Regions from separate parts of the Homo sapiens genome. Here region 1 is linked to region 2. The links are chromatin loops, found by intact Hi-C in ENCODE. Cell type or tissue: sigmoid colon. All regions are shown on one strand.

The links. Peaks named below come from ENCODE experiments on the same cell type or tissue, not always from the same donor. Only the 100,000 strongest peaks of a DNase experiment are listed, where the experiment ranks them.
Region 1: it touches region 2 in a loop (2.8-fold over the local background); 11 of 110 quality-filtered maps call a loop at or near these places.

What each region holds. Positions count from the first base shown.
Region 1 is chr6:80,210,187-80,218,186 of GRCh38, forward strand. The region is part of intron 8 of BCKDHB (branched chain keto acid dehydrogenase E1 subunit beta); the gene reads left to right. Among named protein-coding and RNA genes, the nearest start is that of BCKDHB, 110 kb to the left of the region's middle. RefSeq lists a silencer at 1,906-2,100. In sigmoid colon, a CTCF peak has its summit at 4,432 (motif pointing right); DNase peaks (open chromatin) are centred at 585, 4,479 and 7,865; H3K4me3 peaks cover 423 bases.
Region 2 is chr6:80,129,093-80,137,092 of GRCh38, forward strand. BCKDHB (branched chain keto acid dehydrogenase E1 subunit beta) reads left to right here. Exons shown (of 10, transcript NM_183050.4): 3 at 69-137. Among named protein-coding and RNA genes, the nearest start is that of BCKDHB, 26 kb to the left of the region's middle. In sigmoid colon, a CTCF peak has its summit at 4,011 (motif pointing right); a DNase peak (open chromatin) is centred at 4,059; H3K27ac peaks cover 199 bases.

The sequences.
Region 1 (8,000 bases), 81 kb after region 2:
AGCCCCACACTGTAAACTGCCGAAGTACTCATCAACTAGAGAATGGATCAATAATAAGTATAATATTGTTCAGCGATGAGAATAAATGAACTAAAAATGTAATGGAATAATGTATATTCATCTCATAAACACAAAGAAGCCAGACTCAAGTAAGTACATACTGAATGATTTATTTTATATAGAGGTAAAAAATAGACAAAACTAATTGATGATGTTAGAAGTCAGGCTAGTGATTATCATGAGAGTGGTTAATAATTGGAAGAGTGTGTAAGGGCTATGAGTTGCTGGTAACAGTTTCTTGTTCTGAGTGCTGATTATTCAGGTTAAATTTTTGAAAACTGAGCCGAACACTCATTTGGTGCACCTTTTTTGTATATATGTTAAACTTGAACAAAATTTTTAAAAAAGAAATAAAAAGAAGCACTATCTTCTGTTTAATTCATTTCCTTTACTTCACATTGTAGTGAGCCCTTTTATGGACTCAGGGAGAGAGAGCCTTGGTGTCCTTAGCCAGGAAGATTTTCCTTTTATCATGCAGCTCTGTCCACACCCTTCGTTCAGTTTCTCCCTGCAACTCAGCTCAGCTGTCATGCTGATGTGAAACAGGAGCTCATAAGTAGGGCTGTTCTCTCTCAAGCCTTCCCAGGAGTAAGAACAGTGGTTAGGGTTATGGGCTTTAATGGACTTTCCTGCTGACATGCAGACCACATTCAAAATGAGTTAAAAAGTGAGCTGCCGTGTTAACAAAACAGTGGCCAGGCCGAATAGCTGTTGAGGTGCTGTCAAGCTTGAAAGGAAGATTTTTCTTAAATAAGGAGAAATTCAGAGAAGGTGCCTTCAAAAATAAGAACTTGATTTTGGCAGGAGAATAAACAAAAGGCTTTGAAAGAAACTCAGATTCTCAAGCATCGTTGTCATTTAATCTAGAATCAACTACATAACAACACTGCAAAAAAAGAACTGAAGCACAATCATTTACAAGGTCTAGGTGATTTTCACATATCTATAGAGAAGAAAAAACTGACACTTATAATTCTGACATGTTTAAACTTTACCTGAAGATTAAATTATGCTAATTATTAAAATGTATAAGAATTTGCCTTTATACCGTACAGTCTTTTTAATTTATCTTTTTCTGGTGTGTCCTGCCTCCCAGATTAAATTCCAAAGCATATCCTGCTGGCTTTGCCTACATAATATGTCCAAAATCTGACCACTGCTTGATCCTGCTGCAGACTACTAGCATTTCTCTCCTGGGTTTTGGCCATAGCCACCTAACAACTGTCTTGCGCTTCTGACCTTTCCTTGCCATAGGCAGAGTTGATACTTTTAATCTGAGTCATATCATGTTCCTTCTAGTTTCAAAAAGCCTCAGTGATTTCCCATTGAGAGAGAAGTCAAATTCCTTACCATGGCCTACAAGAATTTACCTGATTTCATCGCTTTCCACCTCCTACCACCCATCCACCCTTTAGAAAATGTTCTTTCTCCAGCAAGCCCCTTCATTCACTCTGTTATTCTATCAGGGGAACCTGCCCCCAACATTTCAACATAGATTCTTTCTATTTTCCATAAGTGTTGGCTGGCTGAGAAATAAAGAGAAAGAGTACAAAGAGAGGACTTTTACAGCTGGGCCACCGGGGGTGACATCACATATCAGTAGGACTGTGATGCCCACCTGAGCCTCAAATCAGCAAGTTTTTTATTTATTAAGGGCTTCAAAAGGGGAGGGGGTGTAAAACAGGGAGTAGATACAAAGATCACATGCTTCAAAAGGCAAAAAGCAGAACTACTAATAAGGGTCTAACAAAGAGCACATGCTTCTGAGGGAACAGGACAAAGGGAAAAAGCAGAACCACTGACAAGGGTCCAACAAAGATCACAAGGCAAAGGGCAAAAGCAGAACTACTGATAAGGGTCTATGTTCAGCAGTGCACCTGTTGTCTTGATAAGCATCTTAAACAACAGAAAACGGGGTTCAAGAGCAGAGAACCGGTCTGACCACAAATTTACCAGGGCGGAGTTTTTCCCCACCCTGATAAGCCTGAGGGTACTGCAGGAGACCAGGGCGTATCTCAGTCCTTATCTCAACTGCATAAGACAGACATTCCCAGAGTGGCTGTTTTAGACCTTCCCCCAGGAATGCATTCCTTTCCCAGGGTATTAATATTAATATTCCTTAAAAGAATTTAGCGATATCTCTCCTACTTGCATGTCCATTTATAGGCTCTCTGCAAGAAGAAAAATGTGGCTCTTTTTGCCCGACCCCGCAGGTGGTCAGACCTTATGGTTGTCTTCCCTTGTTCCCTAAAAATCACTGTTATTCTGTTCCTTTTCAGGTGCCCTGATTTCATATTGTTCAAACACACATGTTTTACAATCAATTTATACAGTTAACATAATTATCAGAGTGGTCCTGAGGTGACATATATCCTCAGTTTACGAAGATAACAGGATTAAGAGATTAAAGTAAAGACAGGTGTAAGAAATTATAAAAGTATTATTTGGGAACTGATAAATGTCCATGAAATCTTCACAATTTATGTTCCTGTGCCACAGCTCCAGCTGGCCCCTCCATTCGGGTTCCCTGACTTCCTGCAACATCATTCTGTTAGGCACTACTCAAATACCATTAAGGCCTTCCTTGACCAGCTTATGTGATACTGAATCCTATCAAGACTTCCTTTCACCTTTTCCTTCTTTCCTCTTCTCTGTAGTGATTAGCATGAGCTAAAATGTTACGTACTCTTGTTATTTACATTGTTGATCTTTCTTCCAAGTTCTGTGACAGCAGAAATTTTTGTCTTTTGGTTCAAAAATTCCCAGTACCTGCAACAATGACTGTGATAGGATTGGTGCTCAATAAATACTTGCTGAAAAGTAATAAATATTAGCAAGAGAAAGTTTAACAATGCTATGAAAACTGTTGTAATATTAAAATGTTTTCAATTTGGTGCTTCTTCTTGGTGCTCATAAAAAAGTTTAAAAAGTAACTTTAGAACAGTATTCTATGAATAAATACATTAGTTTATTCTAAATTGAAATATTTATTTAAAAGTTTTAAGTTTTGCTTTGACCTTGCATTTGACTTTTCTTAATGGTTGTCTATGTTTCATAATGGCATATAGAAATTATTTATTTGAATTCTTATTAGAATAGGAACAATTTATCTACTTTGAAAGGCAAAGTGAAATTGACTGTACAGTAAACTTCAGTTATTCTTAATTTCTAAGACATGAGTTTTATGGATAATTACATTTTCTGAATAGATGGGAGTTACTATTTGTATAGCAGCTTTTAAAACTGGGTCTGTCCTGAATTTCGTAGCCATCACAGCCACTGTGCACTGCTTTAGATGAGGGTTCTTCTCTGTTCAAATACACCCTGTTACAAGATACTGTCTCCCAGTCTTCCCTCCCCCTCACTCTCTGCCCAAAGCAATCTCCTACCTTTTTGAAGTTCTTGGGAAGTGTTTTTTTTTGTTTTTTTTTTTTTAATTTTAACAAAATTAGAAAATGATAGAGAAAATATCTTCATTTCTGTTCCCTCCATTTTTCTCTCCAGCTCTTTTTCCTGCTTTCCCTTTCTTTTCTCTTTTAAACATAGGTTATGTAGTAGAAGATGAAGACATACTCATAGAAATGAATAGTTGTTCTTTGGGTACATATTGGGCATCTCTAGTCTCAAGATATTTTAGGGGTAGTCTATCATAGGAGCAGGATAAGGCCTTAGGGGAAAGGAGCTAGAAGTAATTCAGCTGTGGCATGAGGGAGTGACAGTAGCTGGGAGGGAGGGCTCAGTGTTCTTAGATTTAGCATTCTTTCCTCCCATCCTTTCACCCCAATTATTTCCATTCTTGCTATAGAAGACTTCACTGGGGGAACTGGATAATAGCAGGACAGGCACTAAGGCTGGCAGAGTTAGTGGGAATGGAGACGATCAGGGAGCAGAGGTCTTCAGCAAAAAAGGAAAGGGAAATTGTAGAGCTGGAATGGGGAAGGAGTCAAACCTTAGTAATTGGATGAAGGACCAAGTTTGTTTACTCTTTGCATTTGCACCTGGGTGTTAATCACCAAGTATTTGTGAATGGTGCAGAAGATGTTCTGAAGACCCATAGATTAAATTGGAAATTTAATTCTGATTTGTTAGACTGAATAGCTTTAAACTGGTTTTATGGAGAAGTTGAAGAATTTGTCTATAGAGAATCTCTAATATTTAAGTATTGCCAGTTAAAATATACATTTTAAAAATTGGTTACTTGAACTTAAGTGAATAATTCCGTGACTGAATACTAGCTATTTTGTTTGAGGCTGTGTCTGTTTGAGGGGAGCAGAGGGGGACAGAAAGTGAGTTAATGAAATCAAGAACATTCTCAAACAGTTGAGGGGTTGGGATGGAAAGGGAGCTAGTAACTACCTATAACCACTAGAGGCCTCTCTTAGGCCAAGTTTCATGGTTAATACCACTAGGTTTCCACAGCGGGGCCTGGCTCTGCCATTGTAAATTAAACATATGTTATAATTCTGAATAAATAGTATGACAGTAGTTTTATTCTAGGGCATTATTATAATGTAACCTAAATGGTTTAGCTTATATATCAGAATAACTGATGATCTCGTGAATTGAAAACAACAAATTAGAATTATTTTCTCTCTTCTTTTTCTCTAAACCTTTAGTTAAAAATGTAATCAAAGACTATTGCTAGGTAAAATTATATGTCTTCTTGACCGTACAAGGATATATGGGTTTAAAATTATTCTTGTTACATGTTGTGTTTAATTGTTGAGAGTAGTTTATATTTCTGAGGGTAGACTATAATAAAGTCATTTTAAGTCATATGTTAAAAATTATGTGTATTTCTTTCATGCTTATAATAAGCCTCTAATATAAAAAAAAACTAAGAAATGATTCAAAGATCTGTTAGACTTAAATGCTTTTCCTTAGGCATAGGGAAAAATGGTCTCATTTTGTGTGAGTTTGGAATTATTTTGGATATGGTTTGACCTTGCAGAGAAAACAGGTAGGGCGGTGCCCTCCTCTCAGATGAGAATAGTTTGTTTCTCTGTTCCAAAACAGGATGGCTGACAATTTGAAAGTTGGTCCCTCCTGCCAAGTCATTCTTCCTGTAGGATTTTCTTTGTCATGATCACAACTAGTTAGTTGTTGTACTAATTGGAACAAGTTCTAGGCTGTTGGATGCTATATTGGGATGTGGCTACTACATTGATTGTCCTGCCTGACAGCCCTTGGCCACTTCCTTTAAGTCCCATGAGGGCAGGGAATTTTGTGTATTATGTTCATTGCTATATCTGCAAGAGTCCTGAAGAGTTTAGAATATAGTAGATGCTCAGTAAATATTTGTTGAACCATCTGAAAAATAACGTGGCATTTGGTTTTTCAGTGAAAGAAATTAAAGAACTGGTAAATCCTCTAGGAAGAAAATACACTGAGATTATCAGTCATGCCATGGGGTCTATTTTTATTATGATTTACATTTTAGGTACATTTTAAAGAAGATTAAAATAATAACTATGGGTTCTGACCTAATGTTATATATATATACTTTTTGTTTTTTTGAGACGGAGTCTCGCCGTGCCACCAGTCTGGAGTGCAGTGGCACGATCTCCACACTGCAATCTCCGCCTCTGGGGTTCAAGCCATTCTCCTGCCTCAGCCTCCTGAGTAGCTGGAACTACAGGCGTGCACCACCATGCCCGTCTAATTTTTTGTATTTTAGTACAGACAGGGTTTCACCATGTTGGCCAGGATGGTCTTGATCTCCTGACCTCGTGATCCGCCTACCTCGGCCTCCCAAAGTGCTGGGATTACAGACGTGAGCCACCGTGCCCGGCCAATGTATCTTACATAATAGGACTTAGTTCCTGGTAAATGGTAAATTAAAAAAGTTAAAACTACATATGTTATGCATGTTTCCTTTTGTATTCAAACAGTTCTTCTAATTAGACATCAGTGTCATTATTTTATAGGGAAGAAAACTGAGGTTTGGGGAAGGTGGAGCAGCTTACAGCCAGTGGGGGACAGCACTGGCTTCAACCCAGGTTGCTGGATAATAAAAATTGTCACTTGAGAGTTTTGCTGATCAAATGCTTCTAAATGTCAGCTTAGAACATATTTTATCATATGTCAGGAATTTTCTTTCACATTTGCCCACCTTTATAATATAAAGATATGTGTTTTACAGGTGGGCAAATGTGACCTGTATACACCTTGTAAATCACACTACCATATTTTCTTTCATTTAGCATTTTTTTTCCTTCCACATGGAACTGGAGAAAGCAAGATTAAATTATATAATTATATTGTTCCATTTCACATCCCACCTGATGTGTTTTTGGTGTCCTCTTATACACTTAAATTATTTGAGTTTGACTCAAGTTTTCATTTTGTTTAAACTGTTTGCTTTCACTGTTACGAATAGCAGTGAAAAGAAAGAAATCCGTTACCTCATTTCATAATGAAAAAAGATTATAGGTACATTATGTTCTTAGTTTAACATTTTAGGTGTAATACAAGAAATCTAAATGTGTTGACTTTCTGTTCTTTCTTTGATGGCGTTTAACTCTCTCCCATTAAACTGGTGCTTTTTTTACGAAATTGTATTTATTCTGTAATCGTTAAGAATTTCTTATCTTTTCTATTATAACACCCTGGCTTTGCAGTGCTGAGCAGTGATAATTTAACTTAAAAATTTATTGAAACTGTGATGTACAAAGGTTTAACAAAAGGATATTACTTTTCTAGTTTATTCCAAAACTGGGGCCAGCTATGGTGGCTCACTCCTGTAATCCTAGCACTGAGCCTGAGGCGGGTGGATCACTTGAGGTCAGGAGTTTGAGACCAGCCTGACCAACATGGTGAAACCCCACCTCTACTAAAAATACAAAAATTGCTGGGCATGGTGGCTGGCACCTATAATCCCAGCTACTCGGGAGGCTGGGGCAGAGAAACTCTTGAACCCGGGAGGCAGAGGTTGCAGTGAGCCGAGACTGTGCCATTGTACTCCAGCCTGGGCAGCAAGAGTGAAATTCCATCTCAAAAAGAAAAAAGAAAAAAACAAAACAAAACTGGGGCTACTCTTACCAGCCATGAATAGTCAATCTTTCCAAACACGTACTTTCTGTGCTTTCATTTTTTTCTTCTAGGAACTTGGTTTGTTTCTTTACGTGTTTATATTTTCTTTTATGTGTTTAATTAAGTTATATAGTTTCTTACATAACTATTTCACATCTCAAGTTTATCTTTTAATATTCTATATTTGGCATTGTGATCATATCATTACAGTTTTTTCTGTATTTCCCTTTCCTTTTTCTTTTTTGAATGTGGCAGAAGAGATTTAAAAATTCAAGCAATCCATTAACATAGCACTAAAACACACAGTACAATGGAGCTTATAATGCAAAGTATCATCTTCCTTCCCTGCCCCTACTCCCTAAACACAGCCACTTTTAACCATTTCTGTATTTTATTCTTCTGAAGGCCACTTCCATATCTCTAGCAATACATTGCACAGATATTTCTGCTATAATGGAGTATATACATTTCTGCAGAGTAAATTGGATTCTCCATGCATGCTCACTAAAAATAACAGGGTTTATGGAAAGAAAAAGTGCGTGTAGCAAACCACTTAAAACAGCTTGGTAACTAGAGCGAAGAAGGGTTTTTAACCAGAGTCAGGAAGGATTGAGCCTGTTGATTTATGGAGTTCAGGGCAAATGCATCAAAGTTGGGGAGAAAGATGTAATAAACACTTCTAAATCAGAGCAGATGGGCCAGCCTGAGCCAAGAGACATAGTGCATGGTACTATATTTCTCTGAGGCTTGAGTCAGCGCTGTGGCTCTGCTTTGCGTTTTGCTTTGTTCCTAAGTGGCATAAAACAATGTGCTGGGGCAGATTGTACATATGCCAACACGACTAGGTTGGTTGCCGCCACTTCTCACTGGAAACACATTTCATACTTGTGCCAGGAAAATGGACTTTT
Region 2 (8,000 bases):
TATTTCTCATTGTTAGTATTATTTAGAGATTATTAAATAAAATGTATTATTTAAATACTGTTTTTCAGTAATATTTGGTGAAGATGTTGCCTTTGGTGGAGTCTTTAGATGCACTGTTGGCTTGCGAGACAAATATGGTAAGTAAATACCTATATGAATAGTATTCTGATAGAACTTTTACTAAAAGATCTTAAAAATACAAAATATGCCTACTAAATTTTTTGTCATATCCCCATTGTATGGATGAATTCCTTTTCATTTCCAACGCCACCCGCAGAATCCTTTGGCCTATATTTTCTCAAATGTCTTCTAGTATCCCTCTGATCTAGTTCATATTACACATACAGTGTAAATGATTCCAAAATAATTGTCATTAAATGTATATTATTTATTGTGTCATTCTTCTGTCCAAGAACCTTTGGTGTTTTATTGCTAGCTGCCTGAGCCAATTTCAATTCCATTGCCTCCAGTTGGAGATTCTGCCTGTTGGGTCTTTATTAGCAAACTTTATCTTTTCGGGAAGAGAGAGAGAGAGAGAGGGAGAGGGATTTAGTTTTTAAGGAACTGGCTCATGTGAGTTTAGTTTTAAGGAACTGGCTGGCAAGTCCATAGGGCAAACTGGTTGACTTGAAACTCAGGCAGGGTTTCTGTTTTAGCCTTGAGGCTGAATTTCTTTTTGCTCGGGAACCTGCAGTCTTTTCTCTTAAGGCCTTAAATTGATTGTATGAAGCCTACCCACATTATAAAAGGTAATCTGCTTTATTCAAAATCTACTGATTTAAACGCTAATCACATCTAAAAAATACCTTCACAACAACTTCTACACCTGTGTTTGACCAAATATTAATAATTGGGTGCCATAGCCTGGTCAAGTTGACATATAATGAACCATCACATTATCCTTCTTACATGTTTTATCCCAGCTGATGTCTTTAATTGGCATGTGATTGATTTCTGCCCATTGCTTTTATTAATTTCATTTGACTCAGTTAAAATAATCAGAATGCATTTTGGTCCATCTTTGAATTCCCACTCTTCTGACTTGCAGTGTAAGGAATGTGTTTTGACCTCCTATTGTTAGGGATACCTTTGAAATGCTTTTGACATTTTATTTTTTGTCTTAGTCTTACCTGATTTAGAATTCAGCAAAGCAGTTCACGTGAGGGCTGGCAGGAGCTGATATCTCCCTCTCTTCTTTCCTTTGGCATTGCTCTATATTGCTTGTGTATTCATACGGGGCAAGAGGAGTGAGGGTCTTTAAAATTTTTTTTTAAATTGTTGTCTCTTTTTCTGTTCCACTCTTTCTGAGGTTATGTTATACTTAAATCCAAGAACCCATACATGTTCCATCTCACTTATTGGGAACTTCCAGCTTAGTCTTTTCTTTTCCATTTATAGCAGGTTGAGTTTCTGGATCCAGTCCGTCTGCTTTCTCCTACTTCTAATACCTGCTTAGAGCTTGAGGTAGTTGGGCAAAAGATTATTTTTCCTGATCATTTAGACTCCTGCTACAAACTTTTAGATCTTTAATAAACAGTTAAAAATCTTTACACATTTGATTTCAAAAGTAATGCATATACATTGTAGAAAATTTGGAAAATATAGAAAAGCATAAAGAAAATAAAAATTGCTCATGTTTTCAGAGATAACTTGGAGATAACCACTGTACACGTCTTGGTATATATACTTCTAGACTGTATTTGAATATGTTTGTATATATTAACTAATATTTCAAACACAGAATTATACTTCTGTAACTGAGTCTTCTCTGTATCCAGTATAACTATGCTGTGGAGCAGTGTCTAGACCTCACAATTCCATCTTGCCTGACTCAGTGTAGTAGCATGCCATGTGCTTTCTGAATAGCTAATATTTATTCAACTCACTGCGTCAGGTACTGTTCTGAGTGTATTACATGTACTGCTTCATTTATTCCTCCCAAAAAATCTAGGGGTTTGTGTAGGCTGTTGAGTCCTCTGCTGCCTGTCTGCCCAGGTTCTCATCCATAACACTCTGCTTACCCCTTCTGTCTGGGGCATTTTATCGATGCCATCTGCTGCTCATACACTGGTGACTCCTGAATTTCTGTCTCTAGTTCAGACTTCCGTTCTGAGCTTCAGATCTGTGTATTCAGTTTCTACTGCACATCTTCACCTCAGTGTTCCACAGTCACTTCAAACTCAGCATTTCCACACCTAAGGCTGCTACATGCACCCAGCAAATATATGCCTCCTAGTGCATTTCCTATTTTGGTGAATATATCACCATCCATTTAGTTACCTAAGCCAGACACTGGGGAAATTCTAAGTGTCTTCCTTCTTTCTAGTTCCCCACATCCAGTGAAGTTGTATAATTATATCTAATCTGGCCCCTCCTTTCCATTCTTACTGCCCTGATACTTAAGATCTTTCATTTTTCTCTGCCTGCAGAGTTTTATTTCTTTTCTTAGCAGTCACCACTCCTTTAGTCTTACCCTCCCTCCAATCCATTCCCTATCTTGTTGCCAGTGTGATGATTTTAACATGCATATTTCTTAGCAGGACATACAAAATACTTTTTTTTTTTTTTGAGATGGAGTCTCGCTCTATCGCCCAGGCTGGAGTGCAGTGGTGCGATCTTGGCTCACTGCAGCCTCTGCTTCCTGGGTTCAAGTGATTCTCCTGCCTCAGCCTCCTGAGTAGCTGGGACTACAGCCGCATACCACCATGCCCTGCTAATTTTTGTATTTTTAGTAGAGATGGAATTTCACTGTGTTGGTCAGGCTGGTCTCAAACTCCTGACCTTGTGATCCACCTGCCTCGGCCTCCCTAAGTGCTGGGATTACAGGCATGAGCCACTGCGCCTGGCTACCAAAGACTTTGAGAACTACTTAGGTAGCTACCTGACCTCATCTGCTTTTATTTTTATTTTATTTATTTTATCTATTTTTTAGTTTTTACTCTACAGACCTAGGAACTTGAGCTTTTTAAAATTTTTATTAAAACTAATGTTGAGTTACTGGTTGTTTCTCTTAAGCCCCCTGTTGTTTTTTCTTCTCTCTTCCTTTGCACTTGCTATCTGGGTCTCTCTACCCTGTCTGATTACCTGGTAGACTCCTATTTCTTCTTCAGAAGATTCCCCTGTGAAACTCTTCCGGACCCTCCAAGCAGACTCAGGCAGTTCTTTATCACTATTCACGCTGCACCTTTTAAATCTTGAAAGTTGTACTGTAATCCATAACTCCCACCAGAAAGTTGTCAAAGGCAGCAGATCTTTAAGCTGTTCCACAGAATGGATCCCTAGGACCTAATATTGTATCAGGCAGTATTTATGAAGTGCGTGCTGTTGAGTGAATTTACCCTTTGCTCTCACTTAGACAGTGTCCTACTGTCTCAGGAAGGGGATTTCCCTCTCTCACATTAATTATTTAGGTTGGTCTGATTTTATTTTCCTTAAAAAATAGGTTAAAATGGGGAGAAACTAACTCTTAACTTGAAAAAGTCCAGTGCTCTTAGAGGGTACCTGCAAATTTATGTTTCCTGTCATGGCAGGAGGCTGAGCTAACTAATGGCTAAGTAACTCTTTTAGCTTTATTGTCAGCAGCTGCTGTGAATTTTTACAATAGTTTTAGGGCAGTGAAGTTACACTTTATTAATTTCAGGTTGAGGATGTTGATCAAGATGAAAAATTAAATCGCTGATACTTTCTAATGAGAGTAAGTGAGCTTCTGTTTTCAGAAGTGAAGAATAAAGGAAAGGGTGAAGAGAAATATATTAAAATACATTTTTCTTGCATATTTAAAAAGTAACATATACTTAAAAAATTATCTGCCCTTTTGAATATAGGGCAGGAATTTTTAGCTATACAGAAGCATAACTGTCTGCTTAGGATTTTTAAAGGATAATTTGTATTTAAAATAACTAAAAGATTATGTTGATATAGTTCAATATAACAATCAAGTCACACTGCATTAAATGACATAGCAAAGAAAACCCTTGTGCCAGATCAGTTCGCTTTCTGGGGAGTGCTGAATGTTGAGTGGGAAAGGATCAAGTCAGCAGGTGGCAGCCTACCCTTTGAAATGAGAACATCCCTGTTGGCATTGTGCCAGCACTTGAACTGCTGCAAAGCATTTTATATTCCATCAGAAGGCGGAATTTGAAGGATTGTGGGTTACTGACATACGTTGTAAAGCTGAATACTACTTGATATGACAAAGAAGGAATTGCATAATTAGAGGCAATGCTATAAGAAAAGGAAGAGAGGCATAGAGCATTTTGTATTCCAGACGATCCAGATGAGTGTGGATTTAGTACCACTAAACTGCTTCTCTTCCTTGTCCTTTGATAGAACAAAATAGTATGAGTGCTTTGAAAATTAGAAGAAAGAAAATAGTATGTCCTCATCAACATTGCATTCCAAATGGCAGCTTTAACCACTGTACGTAATGAGATGTATTGATTAGGAGCAACAGCTGGACCTCTGGGGAAGCAGGGAGTGGGAGAGGGCAGTTAAAGGTAGTTGATTTGTAGGGTATGTGTGATTTTATGTTGAATGCCACACATGCTTTCTTTCTTTCTTTTTTTTTTAAGACAGAGTCTTGCTCTGTCACCCAGGCTGGAGTGCAGTAATGCGATCACGGCTCACTGTAACCTCTCTCTCCCAGGTTCAAGCAATTCTCCTGCCTCAGCCTCCCAAGTAGCTGGGACTACAGGTGCCCACCACCACACCTGGCTAATTTTTGTATTTTTAGTAGAGACGGGGTTTCATCATGTTGGCTAGGCTGGTCTCGAACTCCTGACCTCAGGTGATCTGCCTCCCTTGGCCTCCCAAAGTGCTGGGATTACAGGCGTGAGCCACTGTGCCTGGTGTCACACATGCTTTCATTCATATAAGTAATGAGACAGATTCCTCATGGCATATAAAAAATCCATTCGTATTGTCATTCTCTGAGAGAGAGAGAAAGAGAAAGAGTGTATGTGTGTGTGTGTGTTATTAAAATAAGATTTTGGTGTGTCAGGTTTAAGGTATGTTTGTAACATTATTCTATACTGATATAACTTGCCTGGTTGTGGTTCTTAGTGTATATTTGGCCCACTTATTGGAGGAAATTTAGGTGAGGAAAGGAATAGCTGAGGACCTCCTGAATTAGTCTACAGGCCTAAACATGTGCCTTTTCATGGGACTTGATGTTTTTCCATTACTGTATCCATTCCTTTACACCACAGGTGTGGCCTGTCATAGCAGCTTGGGAAAACTAATATAACCACTTACTTGTTTTCTTATGTAAACATCACTGAAATTGTATAACCAGATACTTTAATACACTGAAGTCAGGTTGGAAAACTAGGACAGGCATGCGGTGAAGGCAAGTTTTTGTCTATAATATATCAATATTTGGGAGTTGACTTTGGGCCTCAGTATCCTCATCAGTAAATTGAAGGGAAAGGACTAGGTGGTCCTCTGGGATTCTTCCAGAGCATACATTTAGGTAAGCTTTATGGTTTTATTTGTTTTTAAAAAGAGGAACACAGTTTTTTCATGCTTTGATTCCCTTTACATTTAGAGGTTTTTTTGAATATAGTTGTTATAGCATTTTGGAACCATGGGGTACCTTAGGCATTTAATTTAATTTTTTCTTAAGATGTCCCTTTTCCAGCGTTTTGTTTTATTTTATTTATTTATTTATTTATTTATTTGAGTTGGAGTCTCACTCTGTCACCCAGGCTGGAGTGCAGTGGCGAGATCTCAGCTCACTGCAACTTCCATTCCCCAGGTTCAAGTGATTCTTGTGCCTCAGCCTCTGAGTAGCTGGGATAATAGGCATACACCACTATGCCTGGCTGATTTTTGTATTTTTAGTAGAGATGGGGTTTCATCATGTTGGCCAGGCTGGTCTCGACCTCCTGACCTCAAGTGATCCGCCAGCCTTGGCCTCCCAAAGTGCTGGGATTATAGGTGTGAGCCACCACACTTGGCTGCTTTTCCAGCATAAGTTTTAAATTTAGGGGTGTTAGCAAAATCTTTGCTCTCTTATATATTTTTTGTGAATTATGAAATTAATGTCTTTAACAGAGAAAGTGATCTTCCATTATATGTTCTTGTTGCAAAGAACGGGTTATTTGGGTGATACTCATACTCTTGGATTTAGTGTCAGGGTTCCATTGTAGAATGGCAATCTGTGAGATGGGGGTTTGGTTTCTGGGTTGTTGAAACTAATTTTATGGAAGAAAAAAACAGGATAAAATTCAGGAAAATTCCTTAGGGAAATTGAATATGTAGAGGATTTATTTCCCCTATTGAAGTATACATATTTATGACATACAAGCAGATTGAATACCAGATATAGATTGTGAGATGTCTAACAGGAATTTGGAGTGAAAACAGGTATTAATAAGTTGGTGTAAATCTGGTTTCCTAATATATTTATTAAAAATATTTTTAAAGGATTGTTAGTAGCTTTAAATTGCTCTTGATATTACAAAGTTCTTTTGTTTTCCAAAGGTGCACATGTTGGCAGAACTAGATGAACATGTTTAATATGCCTTTTTTTCCCCACAGTGCTTTTTTCACAAACATTAATTTATTTCTAAAAATTATGGTCAAATATATATAACATTTACTGTTTTAACCATTTTTACAGTTCAGTGTTATTAAGTACATTCACGTTGTGGTGCAATTATTACCACCATCCATCACCAGAACTTTTTTCATCTTACAAAACTGAAACACTATAACCATCTAACAATAACTCCCCATTTTCTCTCCAACAGTCCCTGGCAAGAACCCATTCTACTTTCTATCTCTATGAATTTGACTGTTCCTTATGTGAGTGGAATCATTTAGTATTTGTCCTTTTGTGACTGCCTTATTCATTTATAATAATGTCCTCAAGGTTTATTGATGTTTCAGCATGTGTCAAAGTTTCCTCCCTTTTTAAGGCTGCATAATATTGTGTTGTATGCATATACTACATTTTGTTTATCCATTCATTTGTTGATGGATGTTTGGGTTGCTTCTGCCTTTTGCCTATTGTGTCCTAAGACTGCTATAAATACTGATGTGCAAATATTTGGTAGTGTCACTGCTTTTTTAATTCAGAAGAACAAAGTTGGAGGACTCACAGTTCTTTTTTTCAAAACTTACTGCAAAGCTGTAGTTATCAAAACGGTGTGACAGTGGCAAAAAGACAAACATTGATGAATGGAATAGAATAGAGAACCCAGAAATAAACCCTTGAATATCTAGTCATTAATTTTTGACAATGATGCCAATACCATTCAACAGGGGAAAGGACAGTCTTTTCAACAAATGATGCTGGGAAAACTGGATATTCACATGCAAAAGAATGAATTTGGACCTTTATTTAACACCATATACAAAAATGAACTCAAAATAGATCACAGACTTAAATGTAAAACTATAAAACTCTTAGAAGAAAATGTAGGGGAAAAGCTTCGTGAAATTGGATTTGATAATGACTTTTTAAATATGGCTCTAAAGGTATAGGCAACAATAAAAATAGATAAATTGGACTGCATCGAAATTAAAAATATGTACTTTGAAGGACACTATTAACAGGGAAAAAAGGCAGTTCACAGAATGGGAGAAAATACTTGCAAATCATGTATCAGATAAGAGATTAATATCCAGAATATATGGAGAACTTCTAAAACTCTACAAAAAAAACCCCAATCAATTAAAAAAATAAGCAAAGGACTTGCATAGACATTTCTCCCAAATTGATAATTTATATATAAATTACCAGTATATAAATTACCAGTGAAAAGATGCTCAACATCATCAATTATTAGGAAATGCAAGTCAGTATCCCAGTGGAATACCACTTCGTACTCATTAGGATGGCTGTTATCAAGAAAACAGGAAATAACAAGTGTTGCTGAGGATGAAATTGGAATCATTGTGCATTGTTGGTGGGAATGTAAAGCGACACAGCCACAGTGGAAAACAGTACGGTAGTTCCTCAAAAAATTAGAATTTCCATATGATGCAGCAATATG